2 separate regions of the Homo sapiens genome follow, and region 1 is linked to region 2. Evidence: chromatin contacts called from ENCODE Hi-C or POLR2A ChIA-PET data. All regions are on one chromosome and are shown on one strand. Each heading gives the region's core, a stretch centred on a gene start or an enhancer-like site at or near the end of the contact. The rest is flanking DNA. Distances are from core to core; before and after follow the strand shown.

Region 1 (4,392 bases), core at 375-2,874, 40 kb after region 2:
CTCCAGTGATGCTCCCACCTTGGCCTTCCAAAGTGCTGGGATTACAGGCATGAGCCACCACACCCAGGTCTTTAGGTAAAGTTTCAATAAAAAAAAAGTTATCCCAGTTTTGTGTTAGGCACAGGAAGGAACAGAAAAATAAAATAAAACAAAAAACGACCTGCAACCTACATACCTTTTATATTCTTTGACAAAGCCAGTTCTCCCCTCCTCCCCAGGTCTCCAACCCTCAAACTTAGAAGTGATGAGCAATACTTGGGCCCAAATAGAACAAAAATACCACTTATTAAATTTAAAAAACAAACAAAAATATATAAGATGAGCTGACTAATTTAAATATCAGGTTTTGAGCTATGTGCCTGGGGAGGGTTTGAGATATATGATAATGCTTCTCAAGGTATGGCAAGAGATATTCTGAAGATGCAGAGGCCCTTGACTCCAGGTCTGGCTTGGTGATCATCCACTCCTACCGGAGTGCCTTGGAAGGCTGGTGCCCCCATCCACCTTCAAACCTGAAGTTAGTGGCTGTGGATTCAAGCTACGCTTACTAAGATAGAGGTTGAAAATCCCTAATCTGAAAATCTAAAATCTGGGGCCAGGTGCGGTGGCTCACGCCTGTAATCCTAGCACTTTGGGAGGCTGAAGCGGGTGGATCACCCGAGGTCAGGAGTTCGAGACCAGCTTGGGCAACATGGTGAAACCCCATCTCTACCAAAAATACAAAAATTAGCTGGGCGTGGTCGTGGGCGCCTGTAATCCCAGCTACTAGGGAAGCTGAGGCAGGAGAATTGCTTGAACCCAGAAGGTGGAGGTTGCAGTGAGCCGAGATCGTGCCACTGCATTCCAGCCTGGGCAACAAGAGTGAAACTCCACCTCAAAAAAAAAAAGAGGACAATCTAAAATCTGAAATGCTCCAAAATCTGAGCTTTTTGAGTGCCAACATGACGCTCAGAAGTAGTCACTGGAGCATTCCAGATTTCGAGTTTTCAGATTAGGAATGCTGAACAAATAAGTATATATAACGCAAATATTCCAAAATCTGAAAATCTCCAAAATCCAAAACATTTCTGGCCTCAAGTATTTTGGATAAGGGATATTCAATCTGTGGTATACGGAAGGAAGTTCATTGACCGCGCTTTTGGGTGGGGTCTATGATCTAGGAAACTATTCAGCCTCTGAAAAGAGATTCAGAAATACCCGTCACTCCAAGTCCCTGCAGGATTGGAAGAGTCGTAAAAAGCCTTAGTAAACCTAACATTCCCATATTGTCTCCTTCATTGGAACACACTGGCAGATGGAATACTGCATGCATAATTTCTCTTTTTATTTCTAATCTATTCCTTTAGATCTCCCCTCCCTATTATTAAATAGGATGTCCTAAGTATGCAAAAAATGTAAAAAACAGAATTATCACCGAGTTTTTTACCTACATAAAACAATACTTTCTTCTATTTCTGTCGTTTGTTTCTGAACTTATTTTAAGAAGTAGATCCTCTTAGGTCTGAGGGTTTTTGTTTTGTTTTTGTCTTTTGTTTCGTTTTTAAGATTTTTTTTTTTTTTTTAAAGACGGAGTTTCACTCTTGTTGCTCAGGCTGGAGTGCAATGGCGCAGTCTCAGCTCACTGCAACCTCCGCCTTCCAGGTTCAAGTGATTCTCCTGTCTCAGCCTCCCGAATAGCTGGGATTACAGGCCCACGCTACCATGCCCAGCTTATGTTGTATTTTTAGTAGAGACGGGGTTTCACTATGTTGGTCAGGCTGGTCTCAAACTCCTAACCTCAGGTGATTCACTCATCTCGGCCTCCCAAAGTGCCGGGATTACAGGCATGAGCCACAGCACCTGGCCTTGTTTTTAAGATTTCAAGAAGGATGGTGAAAGTTCCTGAGGATAAGGAACCCGCAAGTGAAGGGTCAACTTTTTTAAAGGGAGAACTTTGGAAATTTTACAAGAACCAATTAACTCTGCAATTTGGGAAAATTCTAGAAAACAGAATCCAGCAGATCATCAGCAAACTCCTGAAACAGTATAAAAAGGTGAGATATTACTAGCTGACTGTGAACACCATCTTGCGGTAGAAAATCAGGCCAAAGTGAGTCAAGTATAGTAGACAATGATGAGTTCTTCAGATAAAGAGGAAGTAATAGATATAATCTACAGAGTTTAGCTAAGCTTTTTATTCTGTCTGATATGATATCCTCCTCAATGAGCTAAACTGTTACCTTTAGGAGGGAATGAGGTAGTTCAGAAGGGATCACTTAAGGGGGGTTGTCAGCAGCTCTACACCACTCTTATGTGGGCAGTTCAAGTGGTCCCCCACTGGGGTTTATCCCTCTGCTGGGTTGATTTTAGTGTCTTAACCAACAACTTCATAAAGGGCTTCTAACAGCAGCTGACAAATAGTAGGTAGTGTTATTACTATGAAATTGAGAATATGCCTTTATTAAGCTAAAAAAACCAGGTCTTCTAAATCCAAGTCCAGTGCTCTTTCCACGGTACTGCGCAGGGCAGGACTGGCCCACCCAAACCCCTGGGAGGAGCTGGCAGGCTCACAGGGGAAGCACACACATATTGGCAGCATATCTAAAGGAGCTGGACCATGCCCATTTCCAAAGCTCCAAGGGTGGAAGGCACCTTAATTGGAACAAATTTGCAGGGAGTAGACGTGGAATAAGGGAAGCAAATATAAGCACATGTTACAATTAGATTCTGAGAGGGAGTTCTTGAAACAGCTAGTTACTTGTCTGAAGCAAACGGGAAACAGGTACTTCTCTTGGCAGTACAATGTAATCATTCTGTCTTTCTCTATAATTTTCAATTATTGAGCACCTACTATAAGCCCTCTGCTGGGCCCTTTTCATCATCATGAGGGTGACCTCACTGCCACAGCAATTCCACACTACTCTGATCTCTCTAGCCACAGCCCAGGACATTCCACAAAGCACGAAGCAGGAAAGAAGAAACAAGTTCACTTACCTGGCCTGCCAGGTTGAAGTAAGAATGGTTGGTCAGGTTGACTGGTGTGGCCTGACTGGCTTGTGCTCTGTAGTTGACTATGAGCTCTCCGCCATCCAGGGTGTATGTCACCCAGACTTTTAACTCTCCGGGGTAGCCTTCTTCACCATCTGGACTGATGCGCGAGAACTGGACGCCATTTGACAGCACCCGAGGGGTCCAGAGCACCTGGAAAAAAGTGTTTTCAAAGTTGTGTAGTTGCTCCATCCTCAAGCTAAATGCCATATTTCAATATTTAAAGACAACTGATTTCACAAGGAAAATGGTTATACAATCAATTAAGACTTTTTAATGATAGCCTGGATTTTTTTTTTTTTTGAGACAGGGTCTCACTATGTTGTCCAGGCTGCAGTGCAGTGATACAGTCTTGGCTCTGCAACCTCCACCTCCCAGGTTCAAGCAATTCTCAAGCCTCAGCCTCCCGAGTATGATTACAGGCATGAGCCACTGTACCTGGCTAATTTTTGCATTTTTCGTAGAGACGGGGTTTTGCCATGATGACCAGGCTGGTCTCGAACTCCTGACCTCAAGTGATCCACCTGCCTCGGCCTCCCAAGGTGCTGAGATTACAGGCATGAGCCACCGCACCTGGTCCCTGGATTTTAATTATTACAAATGTTTGTTTTTCTCTACCTTCTCACACTCCCCATTCTCTTTTCTCTAACTTTGTACGATGTGTGTCTACAATATTTTCCTCTCCTCTTCTTTGATGATTTTTCTTTGATTTTTTTTTTTAATCTTGTAGCCCCACTCTGCTAAACGCCATATAGCAATATCTGCTGAGAGTATTAAAAAAAACTTTAATAAATCAGCCCCTGTCTCCTAGGGGTATATATACAAATATTTATTAAAATCCCTACAAGGCTCTCTGTGTTCCCTAGGCAGAGTTCAAAACAAATAAGGCATTTGTGCCATTAAGAAGAGTTGTAGCCTACAAGTCAAGAGTCCTGATTTGAGGGGCCTCATTTGTCCCTAGCTCATTGTGTGACTCTAGGCATTAATCTCTTTCATAAAATAAAGGGGTTGAAGAAATTATCTCGAAGTTTCTTCTTGTTCCAGAAAATATGATTCTAAGACTGGCAAAAAAAAGTATGAAGAAGAGTTTATTTTTAAAGTTTTTTTTTGTGGTCAGGTGCAATAGCTCATGCCTGTAATCCCAACACTTTGGGAGGCTGAGGCAGGAGGATCGCTTGAGCTCAGGAATTCAAGACCAGCCTGGGCAACATAGTGAGATGTCATCTCTATGAAAAAGTTTAAAAAAATTAGCGAGGTATGGTGGTGCATACCTGTAGTCCTAGCTACTCGGGAGGCTGAGAAGGGAGGATCGCTTGAGCCCAGGAGGTTGAGGCTGCAGTGAGCCGAGATCGCACACACCATTGC
Region 2 (4,870 bases), core at 449-2,948:
TGACACACTTGGTCATGTGCTTAATGATCAAGTATATGGAAAATGTGGAATTTGTCCCCCAGATTCGCCATGTCTCTGGGCCCTTTCTCATAACTAGAATGAATGTTCCTTCTGGGTCCCCTATGCCCACCACAGTCTGGCAAAGTCCAATTGATCGTTCAAGAATATTCTCTAACATAATTTCTTCTTGTGAAATATTCTAACCTCTATAGCCAGGACCAATCTTTTTTTTCTTTGTTCTCATTATACTTAGAATAGACTTTTCTCAAAACGTTCATCATATTATGACATAATTACAGGATTTGTCAAAGTCAAATAAAATATAGAGATGAATCTCTCAATGTTTTATTTGAGAATCACAGAATTGGCCAGGCATGGTGGCTCATGTCTGTAATCCCAGCACTTTGGGAGGCCGAGATGGACAGATCACTTGAGGCCAGGAGTTCAAGACCAGTCTGGCCAACATGGTGAAACCCTGTCTTTACTAAAAATACAAAAATTAGCTGGGCATGGTGGTGTGTGCCTGTAGTCCCAGCTACTCTGGAGGCTGAGGCAGAAGAATTGCTTGAACCAGGAGGTGGAGCTTGCAGTGAGCTGAGATTGTGCCACTGCACTCCAGCCTGGGCAACATAGTGAGACTGAGTCTCAAAAAAAGAGAGAATCACAGAATTGCAATTCAGAGTGCACACACAGCCTAGGTGGTCCTCAGCATGTCTGGAAAACAAAGAGAAGGTTGGGAGTTTTATTAGATATACATATTTTTTGTTTTTGCTTTTTTTTTTGTTTGTTTTTTTGAGTCAGTGTCTTGCTCTCTCACCCAGGCTGGAGTGCAGTGGTTTGATCATAGCTTACTGCAGCCTCAAACTCCTGGGCTCAAGGGATTCTCCTGCCTCAGCCTCCCGAGTAGCTGTGACTACTGCAGTACATCACCACACCAGCTATAATTTTTAAATTTTTTTGTAGAGATGAGGTCTCACTATGTTGCCCAGGGTGGTCTTGAACTCCTGGCTTCAAGTGATCCTCCTGCCTCAGCTTCCCAAAGTGCTACGATTACAGGCGTGAGTTGCTGCACCTGGCCGGGAGTTTTATTAGAAAGAGAAATGTTACATACTGTTCTGAAAGAACGCTCATTGGCACTAAAGAAACTTCTGGGAGCTGGCAGGCTCTGACTCGTGAGTGACAGCAGCAGGTGAAACTAGTGTTAGAGTCACAGCAGGTCATTTTAGCGATTACTAGGGTGAAACTGGTCTCAGGGTTATAGCAGGCTGTTTCAGCTTTGCAGAAAAATCAATTCTTGGAGCAGGTGCTATGTACCCTAACTGCTCTTTTCCCCCGGCCTCTCAACTCTGAGTTAGTTGGGTATGACAATGACCCAGTTTGTATAACCAACTTTCACATATATCAAGTGATGTGTCTATAAGGAAAGTGAGGTCCTAAAGGGCAAGAATTGTGCCCTATTTATCTCTGTACCCTCTGGGCATGAAGCAGAGCCTTTCGTTGATTGAAAAACTGATGAATGAAGGCAGGAGAGGCAGAAAAAAACCCAGAGGCAACTGTGTATATTGTAGCATCTGGTGACGAAGAATGAAAGATCTAGAAAGGGGCTTAGGAATTCCCTCATCCCGTCCCCTTACTTTGCAGATGGTGAGTTTGAGCCCCCGGCAACTGAAGGGACTTGCCCGAGGTGACACATCTGCATAGTGTCAGAATCTCCACTCAGGCACTTTCCACCTCCCTCTGGAGTGTCCGACTTGGTCACAGCCCCTTACGCCCCCAACCCCGACAGTTGCTCTTGATTTTTCTCACTAAGAATTTAGAAAATGAACATGCAGTTTTTCTAGCCTTGGTTTATCTGCATATATGACTTTGTGCTTTGGTGCTAAGAATAGAAGGAGCTGTCAAAATAGCTCTCAGCAATGCTGAGTGTTCAGGAAAAAGAAGCGGAAATGGAAGGGGTACCCTCAGACAGAATGTCACATCCTCCAACTTTAGTTCTGAAGCCACCAGAAAGCCAGGGGTGTCGGCAGGGAGAAGCAGTTTCTGAAGAGGATTTCTTATTCTCCTGGAGGCCAGATGGGTGTGTATTAAGGTCTGGGCAGCAGTGCCTGGCAGATGAGGGGCTCTGACCCAACAATCTAGGGTTACAGCTCTGGGCCAGAGGAGCAGCCCATGCCCTATTTCAGAGAATGTCTGACTGCAGACAGCATCAAGGGCCCACTAGAGGTTGTTTTCATAAATACAGAGACCAGAAACTGCATGATGACAGCTGTGGAGGGTGTAGGGGGTGGGGTTAATCAGGGTTGGGTTTATTAGGAGCACACAAGAAGGAGGGAGGGGGCAAGAGAGTTGAGTGTGTGCAAAGGGGTGATTCTCATGACGGACTTCTTAGTAGAGACAGGGTTTCACCATGTTGGCCAGGCTGGTCTCGAACTCCTGACCTCAAGTGATCCAGCTGCCTCCGCCTCCCAAAGTGCTGGGATTACAGGCATGAGCCGCCTCACCCGGCCCGCATGATGCGCTTCTGTTCTAGGTGGGGGGGGGGGGTGGGGGGGGGAAGGGAAGGCATAGTTGGGGAGGGACAGTGAAAAGGTAGTAGTTATACCAAAGAACTGTATGTTCTTGTGGTGCTGAAGAATTATTGGAGCTGAAAGACATCTAGAATAGCGATCATGGAAGGTTGCAAAGACAGGTCATGACAAAGTCAAAGAAGTGAGCAGCTGAGAAGGGTGAAGGACAAGATCATTGGATGAGTGGATCTCAAGCTGAGTGGACCAGGCGCGGTGGCTCACGCCTGTAATCCCAGCACTTTGGGAGGCCAAGGAGGGCAGATCCCTTGAGCCCAGGAGTTCAAGACCAACCTGGGCAACCTGGTGAGATCCCGTCTCTACAAAAAATTAAAAAATTAGCCAGGTGTGGTATGGTGCACACCTGTGATCCCAGCTACTAGGGAGGCTGAGGTGGGAAGATCACTTGAGCCTGGGAGGTCAAGGCTGCAGGGAGCCATGATCATGCCACTGCACTCCAGCCTGGGTGACAGAGTGAGAGCTCGTCTCAAAAAAGAAGCAGAGTGGTCAGGGTATCACCAACATGGATAAGAAAATAATCAAGGATTATGACAAGAGTGATGTTAGAGTGACAGTAAGCCAGGAAGAGGTGGAAGTGACTGGGACGGGGGATGACTTAACAAAGAGAGTTCATGAGGGTGTTACTCTAGCCACTACAACTGCCTCATTTTTGCAAGAAGATGAAGTAGATCTGATCACTGGAAATAGGACTTTATAACATTCCAGATCTCTGTCACAAAATATTAAACCTTCCTCTTTCTATTTGCATTCTTGACAGAGTTATAATTACCTGCACTCTGAAAGTGAAGGAAAAACTCACTGCCTTCACAAAATCCATCTGCCTTGATTCATATCTCTTGTCTTACATAAGAGATTCACACCCACATTCTATTATGAGGAATTTGGCCTTTTCCCCATGACTGCTTGTGGCAGATTGCATTCTTCAAAGATGGCCACAGTAGTCTAGATCCCATCCACATGCTCTCCTTACAATGTGATGTTGATACTTCTTCACTGAGCCGTGGAGTCTGTGTTTCCTCTTTTGAACTTGGATGGACCTTTTTAACCACCTTAACCAAAAGAATGTGGCCAAGTAATGCTGTGTGATTTCTGCAGCCAGGTTATGTAAAAGGCTCCAGCCTCGCCCTCTCTCTCTCTCTCAAGACATTTGCCCTTGGAGCCCTGCCACCATACTGTAAGGAAGCTCAAGTCACGTGGAGAGGCTGTGTGTGGGCTGTTCTGGCTGACAGCCCCAGCAAGGCCTCCAGCCAACAGCCAACATCAACTGCCAGACATGTGAGTGAACAAGCCTTCTGATGATTCCAGCCCTGTTCTAATCTTTTAAGCTGAGGCCCTAGACATCATGTGCAGAGACAAGATGTGCCCTGTCTAAATTCCCCGCCAATAGAAACAATTAGAGATAATAAACGAAGTGCTGGAGTAATTTGTTGTATAGCAATAGATTGCTAGTATACTGCTAGCATCTAAGAGGTGATGTTTTCACCTCCTAGCACTGACTTCACAAATTCTGACAGGAGACTAATTTTCCTCCCTGGCTCCTCCTTGCCCCCACCCACAGCCTTTTTTTTTTTTTTTTTTTTTTTTTAACATAGAAGTGCCTTCACGTGATTATACCTTAAGAACATTAATCCTTGCAATTACTTTTGGATGGGGAAAAAACAAACACAAATTTGTTAGTTTACCAATTTTTGAGCATTTTCTATGTGCCAGGCATTAAACTGACCTCAGAAAGCCTAGAATCTGGTGGAAGAGACAGATTAAAACAATAAAAATTTGTTTATTTATTTAGAGACAAGGTCTCACTCTGTCACCTAGGCGGAGTGCGGTGGCATGATCACAGCTCAATGAAGGCTTGACCTCCCTGGGCTCAGGTGATCCTCCCACTACAGCCTCCCGAGTAGCTAGGACTACAAGTGTGTGCCATTGCGCCTGGCTAATTATTATTATTATTATTTTTTTTAGTAGAGACGGGGTTTCACCATCTTGCCCAGGCTGGTCTCAAACTCCTAGGCTCAAGCAATCCACCCGGTCAGCCTCCCAAAGTGTTGGTGTGAGCCAACGCGCCTGGCCAAAACAATAAACATTTACAGGAGAGTGTGAGACATGCAAGGAAAGTGAAATTCCTAAGGCTCTAGGGGAGCAGGGAGCAGCATCAAACTCAGCCTCGGGGGTCACTAAAGGTTCTCTGAGGTGTGACAGATCCTAATCTTTTTTTTTTTTTTTTTGAGACAGAATTTCGTTCTTGTCGACCAGGCTGGAGTGCAATGGCGTGATCTCGGCTCACG

The links. Hi-C counts contacts between places; a loop is a spot of excess contacts on that map. ChIA-PET counts read pairs that join two places held with the same protein, here RNA polymerase II (POLR2A). Pooled maps may share reads with other maps.
Region 1: a loop to region 2 is called in a map of CD4-positive, alpha-beta T cell, with 5 times the contacts of the local background. The contact joins two enhancer-like sites. A Hi-C loop is called at or near these places in 16 of 168 maps with a recorded cell type or tissue (CD4-positive, alpha-beta T cell, CD4-positive, alpha-beta memory T cell, CD8-positive, alpha-beta T cell and 10 more), 1 of 37 single-sample maps with no recorded cell type and 15 of 50 pooled maps. POLR2A ChIA-PET finds 5 or more read pairs at or near these places in 23 of 52 experiments (A673, AG04450, CD4-positive, alpha-beta T cell and 17 more).

The regions. Positions count from the first base shown.
Region 1 is chr2:38,680,068-38,684,459 of GRCh38, reverse strand. It overlaps GALM (galactose mutarotase), which reads right to left. Exons shown (of 7, transcript NM_138801.3): 3 at 2,974-3,180. LOC124905993 (a long non-coding RNA gene) reads left to right here. Exons shown (of 3, transcript XR_007086292.1): 3 at 1-577. Among named protein-coding and RNA genes, the nearest start is that of GALM, 16 kb to the right of the region's middle. Within about 2 kb of position 1,624, at least 3 of the 41 ENCODE cell types and tissues checked have a DNase peak (open chromatin) inside an H3K27ac peak, as active enhancers do; they include CD4-positive, alpha-beta T cell and CD8-positive, alpha-beta T cell, where a contact is called at or near this core.
Region 2 is chr2:38,719,715-38,724,584 of GRCh38, reverse strand. The region is part of intron 4 of GALM (galactose mutarotase); the gene reads right to left. All of the region lies in intron 1 of LOC124905993 (a long non-coding RNA gene), which reads left to right. Among named protein-coding and RNA genes, the nearest start is that of SRSF7, 29 kb to the left of the region's middle. RefSeq lists an enhancer at 1,462-1,511 and a silencer at 2,302-2,361. Within about 2 kb of position 1,698, at least 9 of the 41 ENCODE cell types and tissues checked have a DNase peak (open chromatin) inside an H3K27ac peak, as active enhancers do; they include CD4-positive, alpha-beta T cell and CD8-positive, alpha-beta T cell, where a contact is called at or near this core.